Regions from separate parts of the Homo sapiens genome. Here region 2 is linked to region 1. Evidence: read pairs that join two places in POLR2A ChIA-PET (ENCODE). Cell type or tissue: GM12878. All regions are shown on one strand. Region 1 overlaps CD55 (CD55 molecule (Cromer blood group)). Region 2 has its middle 22 kb from the start of CR2.

Region 1 (5,000 bases):
AAATACTAAACCAATCTTTAGTTGACCTAAATAATGAATTTGCATGAGTTTTTCTATATGCAAACAAGCTGTTACAAAACAGCATGAGTTAAAGACATTCCTAGTGTGAAAGTATTCTAAGTTCTTTGATAAGTTCTCTGTATAGGGAGAAGGAACTCATTCATTGAGTACCATCAATGTCTCAGACACTGTTGAAAACTTTACATTTATTTTCTCATTTCATATCTGTAAATTAAATAATTCTATTTTACTCTGTGTGTGTCCCTATTCTTTATAAAGTAAAAATATCAGTATCACTTGTCTCCTATACGAAACACAGATATTGGTTAGGTCATGAACACAAAATCTGGGAAGTACTTTGAACCCTTTAAATATAAGTACATTCTATTATTCTGTGAAGCCCATATTTAGAACTCAGAGGTATAAAATGTTCAATCATCTATGTCATTTAAAAATGTTTAAAACACTTTTATGCTTTCTAACATATTCCCCATGCAAATAAAAAATGTACATGTCTTATCTGTTTTTACTCTTTGGATGTCACGTTTTTAAACTTAATTTTTCTTTTCCTTTAAACTACTGTGTGGACTTTTATCAACTACTGTTTTATATTCACCTAATTGTGTAGTAAATATTTTAAGATAATAACCTGGAGAATTTGAGGAAAGTCAAATATGTGTGAATGTAACAAACTCTTTTTTCTTCCCCTGTTGCTTTAGGTACAAATTATTTGGCTCGACTTCTAGTTTTTGTCTTATTTCAGGCAGCTCTGTCCAGTGGAGTGACCCGTTGCCAGAGTGCAGAGGTAAGAGTTAAAAAATCTAAGCACTCAGATTGTGAGGCTGAGTACTCAATGATAAATTAATTTCTGCCCCTTAAGAATATTAGCACAGTGTGTATTTGTAGCAAACCCACCTTTCAATATATGAGTGCTTTGCTAATTTTAAGACCTTTTCTAGTGATGTTCCTTCATTTAGCAGCTGTGAAGATAAACCAGCAAGTTTTCTGAGTCCCAATTCCCAAATTGTAGAATGAGGATTAAAAACAAACTTAGGTTTGTATTGCACTTGGTCATTTATTGTCTAACCATTACTTCTAAAGTCAAGTATGATAGGTGAAAGATTTCCGCCCCACAATTTTGTGTAAGAAAATAGTGTCAATCAGAGGGTCTGTAAGACTTGACCCCATATCCTAAAACAAGTGGCAATGGAAGGCATTTAACCAGGTCTCTTATTTCAAACCCAGCATTTTTCTAAAATCCAGTGTTGCCTACATGCTGCTTCTTAGGATTAAAATAATTAACCGAGATAATTATCTAGAGGGGTTTTAAGGTGTGATATATTCTTATCATTAGAGAGATAAGCTTATACCGTCAAGAAGAAATACTGTGTCTGTATTTGAGAATCTTCTCAAAGAAAGATATGGTGCAGAAATAATATTATAAATGGATATATATCCAGTCAAATTTATGTCAATTAGAGACACATGTCTCTTGGAAATTGAGAGGAATAAAATACATGCAACATTTTAAAATGTAGGCTTGCTTTCTTTCCATCCTTCTCTCTCTCCACACACAATGTGCCCTCCTGCAAATGACTTCTGAAGGCCCTATTGTCAAAATTATTGATAAGTTAAAGTTTTTGTATGTTACTAGGGGAAGAAAACTAGAGTAGATTTAGTGTAATTTATCAAGCATTTATCGATTGACACTCTGGTAGGCAACGTGTACGGTCAACTGACACGAAGACAAATAAAATGAAGCCGTGCCATTAAGGAGCCTGTCCCTGCCACACCCACCATGTGCCCTTCTTTTTGAGATGTCATACTACTACCTTTTTTTTCTCATTGTAGTTGTTTTTAAATTTTTCATCATTGCTACCCAGTAGCACCTTTCCCATTTTCGTTGTCCAGTAAGAGACATTGTAAATGATAGTAAATTAAAGATAGAAAACAAGGAAAAGCTGGGCCATATCTTTTGTTTGACCCAGGCAACATGTCACAAAGTTCAGACAAACAGTCTCCCATCTGAAGCCAGTATTTTCACAAGCACCTGCTGTGTCATGAATTTGACAGAAATGCAAACCCACTTTATCTTCCTGCTTGCACATCTAGGCCACAGCCTTGCTTCCCTATCTGGTGTCTTGAACTCCATGCTGAATATTCTGATGTTCATGTTTTCCTCCTTGACTCTTCTATCCTCTCTGTGACTCAGCAACCACTGACATCTGCATCCTGTAGGAAAGAGCCCCTGTTCTTAAGCAATCCCAGTGCCTTCAAATATCCCTATAAGGCCTTACTTCTTTCAGGATCATTTTGATTTTCCACATAACTTGTTTTGACCATACCAAAAAGATTGAATGGAAAGTGAATTCTTAAACAATGTACTGCTTCACCTCAAGTATGTAGCCCTAGACTATAAACACATGAGGTTGCTTCAGTGTCCATGCGTGAATATGGATACGAAGAAGGAAAGAACAGTGGACACATTCACTAATTGTCTATAGTTATACAGAAAACAGAGGTGCTGCTAGTTTACCTCTGAATAGAGCCTCACTGTCAGAGGACCTGTTTGCTTATCTCTCTGCCAATGTTTTCTTTTTCAAAATTTTAGTTGACTGATGGTATCTGCTAACCTAGAATCAATCCCTGCTATATGACTATCATGCCAGACCCTTCTCTTTATCTTAACTCCCCACATCTCATCCCTAAATCATTGTGCTTTACCTCCTCAATCTGTTTTTCAAACTTGTGTTTTGCTCTCCATCTGTATATTTCTAGCATAGTTTATTATTCCTCCTGTGGACTATTGCAATTAGGGCCACCCCTAACATTTTCAGGGCCCAGGCAAGAATATAAATGGAGGTCGCTGGCCTAAGACCCACCTTGTATCAAATAGCCCTTCCTCTTCCCACACTGTATGGGTTCTCTGGTGCACATAAGCGGACAACTCAGCCTACATACCCAAGACATGTCCACCACATCCACCATAACTTGTATCCACCCTCCATTGTCTGTTGGGTTAGAGGTGAGTATATCAGCAGGATAGACCACCCTCAAGAACATGGACCAGTGGGAGGGACCCTCTCAGGCCCTGGAAGGGGTGTTGGCACAGGGAATTCTGGGTGCTAGTTCCTGGAGCATGTTCTGGAATGGAGGAGAAGTCGTAGGACAGGCTGTCATTGAGTATATGCTATCAGCCTACAAACATCCCACCAACAGGGGAGAAATGCATCCAGAGGAGGGCCAGAGCACAGCCTTTTAAAATGTGGGGTTTGAGGCAGCAATCTTAGTTGCCTGAGTTCAAGAGTGACACTGATAGCAATGGCCTCCTGCCTCCATTCTTTCACTCTATTAATGTTTCATCCATATTTTACCCAGAGCGATCTGAAACACAGATGTGACTTAGACATCTATTTCCTCCTTAGAGCTTATTCATATCTCCTATCACTTAAAAAGCCCAAATTCCTTAGTATAGTGTACAAGGCAGCCATGGTCTACCTACTGCTTGACACTCAGGTCTTGCCTTCATGTTTTATGCCTTATACATGCAAACTGCTGTGGTTTCCATGTACCTCTTTTTTTTCTTTTTTTTAAATTGAGACAGGGTCTCACTCTGTTGCCCAGGCTGAAGTGCAGTGGTGCGATCACAGCTCACTGCAGCCTCAACCTCCTTGGCCCAAGTGATCCTCCCACCTCAGCCTCCCTTGTAGCTGGGACTATAGGTGCACACCACCATGCCCAGCTAATTTATGTATTTTTTGCATAGACAGGGCTTCCTCATGTTGTCCAGGCTGGTCTCGAACTCCTGGGCTCAAGCAGTCTGCCCGCCTCAGCCTCCCAAAGTTCTGGGATTACAGGTGTGAACCACCATGCCCCGCTGCCCCTTCTTTACTTAGCTATATTTTCCTTACTAAGAGTTAGTTCCCTAGCCCATCAGAAAGATTCCCAGGCTGGCTACTTCGGGATGACCCTTGCATTTTTTATTGAAATCATTTCTGAATCTTTTTTCCCACTAGCTTTTAAGACATAGGAACTATATCTTGTTCAGCTTTGCGCTTCCAATTATAAAAAAATGCCTGGCGTGTGTTAGGCACTCAGAAAATGTTTGAACTGAACCAATGGTGTGTGTGTCTCTGCACACTCTAAGTTAGTGTAAATCAGAACAGCTTGTTGTTGCTGCTTGTTTTGATCCAAGACCAAAGAGTGATTGATAAATGTGCTAAGTATTTTCTGTGTTCTTAAGTATGTTTGGTGTAACATAATTTGGCATACACACATATTAAATTGCCTTCATTCTTAAAAAAAAAAAAAAGGACAACAACATCATGCCTTTAGATTATGTGGAACCATTGAATTTTTTCTCAGGGTAACTGCCAGGGAGTGGTCCCTTTTTACAGTATAACTAAAAAAACTTCTGCTTGTATTTATTTTGTAAGTTCAGCTGCTCAGTAAGATTGTTTTGAGTGAAGTCTCTGTGAGTCCATATGTGCTAAAAATTTTTACTCTAGAAGTCAAAATGTAATCCTGACATTTAAGATCTCTGCTGTATCCAAAATGATCTATACTTAACTCTTAAACATGCTGCTTGAATTTTCAACTCCTTGCATTTGCTAGCGTTTCCCTCTTAGAGTGAAGAGCAACGCTTTCTCCGCTGTTCTCTCTCAAAAGCATGGTACATATTAGGTTTAAACTCAAGTTCTATTTCCCTGCCCAAGTCTTCTCTGACTACACTGCTTTCATCTCTAAAATCCTGCAGCATTCACTTTTCCTAGCACCGTTTTGATATGCACACATCTTACTATAATTTTTCTTTTACATACATGTTCTGAATCTTATTATTTCTATGAATTGGTCTCAAGGTTAGCATTTGTCTTCTACACCATTTGCATTCAAAGCTCCCACATACTACCAATTACTTAATAGGCATTTATAAGCATCTCTTGTTGGTAATGCTGAATTTAGAAAAATGATATTTTGATTTCTTTAAAATATAATCTTTA
Region 2 (5,000 bases), 100 kb after region 1:
CACGGGGAATGATCCAATGTTAGAACACAGTTGAAAATACAGGCAAGAGTGGAATTGTTTGATAGTTAAATGTTTCTGAAAAATCAGGAAAGAGTAGAATCCAAGACCTCATGTGAAAGAACTGACCTTCAATAAGAGAAGAGAGAAAATGGAAAAAAGAAAAGATGAATGCAGATGGAGGTTCCTAGAGTTGCTAGCAGGAAATTGGGAGACTAGATCTCCGACGGCTTCTCAGTGAAGAAGGAGGTGAGAAGACAGGCAGAAAAGGGTCAGTTATGGTTGGAAGGGTGAGGAGTATAAAGAAGATACAAAGTAATCATTGATAAAGTGAATTAAAAAGAGGAAAACAATGGTAAGGTTGCCACACAAGGTTGAGTCTATTTGAAATTAGTTATCCTGAATTTATCCACCAGTGCAACCTGCCATGTGGCTCTATCTCAGTGCTTAGGTAAGGAAAGCAGAAAGTAACAATGATTGAGGTTTGGGATTTTCTAAACAGTTGCCATAAGGAAGCAGGCAAAGGAGTTTGTTACTGGCAGGAGTGCTGTTGAACTTGTGGTATAGACTTTTGACTGATTAAGGAAGGAACTGAAGAAAGAGTGGGCAAATAGATTAGAATAAGGGGAAAGGCGACAGAAAGTTCTCATGAAGTCAAACGAAGGTCAAGCAGTTTGACACTGAAATAGGTAAGCTGAATGCAGTGGAGATTGTATGTAGACAGCAGGATGTCTGAATTAGAGATTTTGGAAGTGGTGCCATATTAGGACATGACAAAGTCTAGGGTGTTACCAAGGGGGTATTTTGTTGGAAGTATCTGCTTGAAATCATGTTAAATTTAAACCTCACTCTCCAAAGTCAGTATAATTACACTTATAATTTTTAATCCTGGCATTGGCGTTTATACTGTCAAAAATAAATAAATCCAATAGGGATAAGTTTGCATATTCTGTCTCTAAATCCATTCCCACAAATTGCATTTACATGTCTTCAACTGATAGCAACTGTAACAATTTATATTTAGGCTTGCAGACTTCCTCTTGATGACATTCAAATTTTTTACCCATTTATCAGAATTTCCTAAAACTGTGGTTCACAACCTTCGTTGGTTATCAGAATCACCTGGGGAACTTTTAAATTCATAAATTCTCAGCCTGTTCTGATTCAGTGAACAGTGAACCTGATTCAGTAGTTCCCAGGTGGGGCATGAGAATCTGTACATTTAAAAAAAAAGCTTCCCAGGTGATTCTGACAATTGGTCAGGGATGACAAGCATTGCCCTCAGAGATGAGTAAGTATTCCTCAGTTGACCTGCCACTGACTTCTCAATTCCTCAATACAAATTTCTGGAGCTACACATCCCAAAGGAACCAGCTTGAATGCTGGAAGAAGGAACCACAAACTATAAACTAATGGAGCTAAAATTTACCTTTTTAGGGCTAATTTATGGGTTTTGAATACTTTTAAAATATTAAGACAATTCTGTTATGTTACCACCTGGTTTTTTTTTAAAAGGGGCTACCTATTTCATGATTTCTCTTTTATAAGAGTAACACTTAGATGATAATTTTATTGCAAGACTATTATATTATAATTGTGTGATATACTTTACTGTAAAAATAGTATAATTATTTGTGATGTCAATTGCCAAGTTTTCTTATCTATGCTCCCATATCTGAGTTTTGGAAATTGAAAAAAAGAGAGAGAACTTGGGAAGCTATTGTAGAAGCCTAGGTTAGAGGTGATGATGGTGAAAACTACAAAAATAGCAGAATGGACCCAAAAAAGAGAAAAAAGTTGAAAGAGGTTTATAAGATAGAATAGACAAAGTTGGGATTAGGAATAATATCTTCACATTTCTGTAGGAGTTTGAAAACTAACTTTCTATTAATCATATCTTTAAGTGCCACAAAGTAGAAGTCTTTTTAATTTTGGTTTAAAGACAATATATTTAGTCTTATTTCAAGTTATATGATTATTCCTAATATTAGCTTATATTTTAACCAAAAAATAATCAGAGACTTAAAACCAACTTTCAAATTTGCAGTTGTAACAAACATACTTTAACCTAAAAGAAGAATTGAAAGGCAAGTGCAATGTACCTTGGTTCCTATTTCCTATGGGAACTGTTGTGAGAATTTAAGACAAAACCCATGGGGGAAGGGAGGAAGTGAATTCAATTATGTAACACAGACAAACCAGAGAATAGCAGATTAAAACAGGTGTAAAATTCACCAACTCTAGGTGAAGGAAATTAAACCCTTTTAAAGTCCATATGTTTAGAAATATAGCTCAACTACAACAACGCTACTGGAGCCTATGAGCGATCTATAAGTGTGTGCTTTCATTTTACTTCTAATCTCACAAAATAATTATTCCTAGCAATTGATAGTTTATTCCAAAAAGAAGCCTGACTTTGGCCCTCTCACTGACCTGGAAGAATTTTTGATGACATGTGTGTTAAATGTGTGATTGAGGTGAAGTAGGGATGAATAGCCAGAGCTGGTTAAAAGGATAATCATCCAAAATAATACTGACCTAGGAAAGCTTTAGGTCAAACCTGCCATATAGAAATACTACAAATATAACTATTTGTTAATATAAGTACTGTTGCATTATTAATTTTATAAAAATCTTCAAATGTTCAAATGTGTAAATTCAATATGGATACCAGGATGGCTTATGAACAGCACATGAGAAAACAACTTCATGATGTAATTAACTCAGTGAGTCAATAATGTGATAGAACTGTCTAAATCACTTCTGTCATGTTGGACCACATTAGTACAAGTTTAGTGTGCAGGAAAAAAGAGACGATAATCTCATGCTTTTCTTTGCTGATTACACTGTACAATATTGAGGTCAGCTTTGCCCCCCACATTTTAGAATGAGAGTGATCAAAATATGTTGTATCCACCAGCAAGTGAAGAAACTGGTACAAGAACTTAAATCCATAATATAATTAATAAAAGAAGTAAAATGCTTGGCCTATAGAAGGACATGATAGCTGGTGTCAGATATGGGAATTAGCAAATGACAGGATTCAGTAAGGCCAATGGTTGAAAACAGCAGGTGGGCAAATTTTGTCTCCATGCCAAAACAAGTAAAGAGAGAGGCCGGTGCGGTGGCTCACGCCTGTAATCCTAGCACTTTGGAAGGCCGAGGCGGGTGGATCACGAGGTGAGGAGATCGAGACCATCCTGGCTAACATGGTGAAACCCCGTCTCTACTAAAAATACAAAAAAATACAAAAAATTAGCCGGGCGTGGTGGCAGGCGCCTGTAGTCCCAGCTACTCAGGAGGCTGAGGCAGGAGAATGGCGTGAACCTGGGAGGCGGAGCTTGCAGTGAGCCGAGATGGTGCCACTGCACTCCAGCCTGGGCGACAGAGCAAGACTCTGTCTTAAAAAAAAAAAAAAAGTGAGGAGAGAATGCCTTAACAGATTTCAAGTCAAGAGGGGACTAATAAAGCTCTTTGCAGATAATGTTAAAACAGAGTGTATTGGTTTCAAAAAAATAAAATAAAATAAAAGAGAGTGTATTGCATAAAGCACAGGAAAGAAATGTTCAAAAGCCCCAAACATTTTCAAATATGGGTGCCAAGCTGACTATATTAAAATGACCACCTGGAAAATCATCAAAAACACAGGTTCTAGTTCCTTTATCTGGGAGATTCTGAGTTCTTTAGCCTAGATTCAGACACAGAATCTATCTTTAACATGTTCCCGGGTAATTGTGATGACCAGCCATGTTTAGAAATCACTGAATCATGTTGTATCTAAAATTCTATTCCAATCTAAACCCTGTAATTCCAATGCTTATGAAAGATTATGCTATTGGCCAAATGGCCTAAGAAAATATTCAATGAGGTTAATATTTCATTTATATTTATTTTATCATGCTTAATTTATAAGAATATCCTAAAAATATCACCTGAAAGAGAATTTGGAAGCATGAAGAAACAAGAACAAACTCTAGTTTGTTTATTGTCTAGTTATTCTACTAGATTGACTAAGAACACTGATGTGTGTCAGATGTCATGGAAGTCCCAGGGTCAAATCTAATACCCCTTTACCATCCTGCAGAAAGCACCGGTCTTTCTTGGTTTGATTAGAGGGATTTTCCAAAAAGGAGAAAAGGGTCTTTTGTCCAAATATCCAGCTGTACTGTCTGATGAGCACTTATTTAAAAAACATATTAGAAAGAACATTGCTTACGATGAGAAGTTTTACAAAGCACAAAAGTCCTTCAGTCAGCGTGAACATTAGCCAGTAACGCTCAAGAATTGTTTCTGTGATATTCACTATCTAGTTCTGGATTCTTCTTTCACTGTGTATACTCAAACATGTGGCACTGGATTTTGGAGAGTAATTTGTTTCCTTAGAGCGGGATTGCTGAACTGAAAAAGCAGGACAAAGGCAGAGTTTCTATAGATGAGGCTGTAGGCCCATTTTCAATATATCAGTCTCGAAAGTGCAAAGGAAGACACTTTAAAAAATCATAAGACACAAGAGCTGAAACAGCCCTTAAGGATGTTAGAGTTCAACCCCTCCTTTTATAAATGAGGAAACCAAGTCCAGAGAAAGAATGTGAATTGACCAAAGTCCTACCCTTAGTGATGGAATTGGCACGAGAATGTGAGCCTCCATTCTCAGGCAAGTAGTAGAAGAAATTCCAAGAGTATCGACCTCAGACACCACTCAGGAAAAGGAGCCCCATCAAAGTGAAGGGAGGCAGTGCTGATGGGAGATGTAATTAACAGTTCATTTAGCCTGTGCTGACAGTGAGAACTGGATGGCAATTTGCTCTGCATGTAGAAAACGTGCATAAGATGACAGTGGTAGGGAATCAATGATTGCGGTAATTCATGAGCAAGGCACTGGAGAAAGAAAATGTAAGAAAAGAACTAAAGGCTAAATTCAGGTTATTGGGATAAAAATTAAACCTGGGATCTCTAGATTAGTATTTCCTGAGGTGCTGTTTCTATTATAAATAGAACATAAG

Evidence for each region. ChIA-PET counts read pairs that join two places held together with the same protein. Peaks named below come from ENCODE experiments on the same cell type or tissue, not always from the same donor. Only the 100,000 strongest peaks of a DNase experiment are listed, where the experiment ranks them.
Region 2: POLR2A ChIA-PET joins it to region 1 with 5 read pairs; 3 of 35 experiments call an interaction of 5 or more read pairs at or near these places.

Annotation. Positions count from the first base shown.
Region 1 is chr1:207,326,033-207,331,032 of GRCh38, forward strand. It overlaps CD55 (CD55 molecule (Cromer blood group)), which reads left to right. Exons shown (of 10, transcript NM_000574.5): 5 at 720-805. Among named protein-coding and RNA genes, the nearest start is that of CD55, 6.9 kb to the left of the region's middle. In GM12878, no CTCF peak of the experiment used is centred here; no DNase peak of the experiment used is centred here.
Region 2 is chr1:207,429,576-207,434,575 of GRCh38, forward strand. No RefSeq gene overlaps it. Among named protein-coding and RNA genes, the nearest start is that of CR2, 22 kb to the right of the region's middle. In GM12878, no CTCF peak of the experiment used is centred here; DNase peaks (open chromatin) are centred at 601, 1,179 and 2,145; H3K27ac peaks cover 3,077 bases.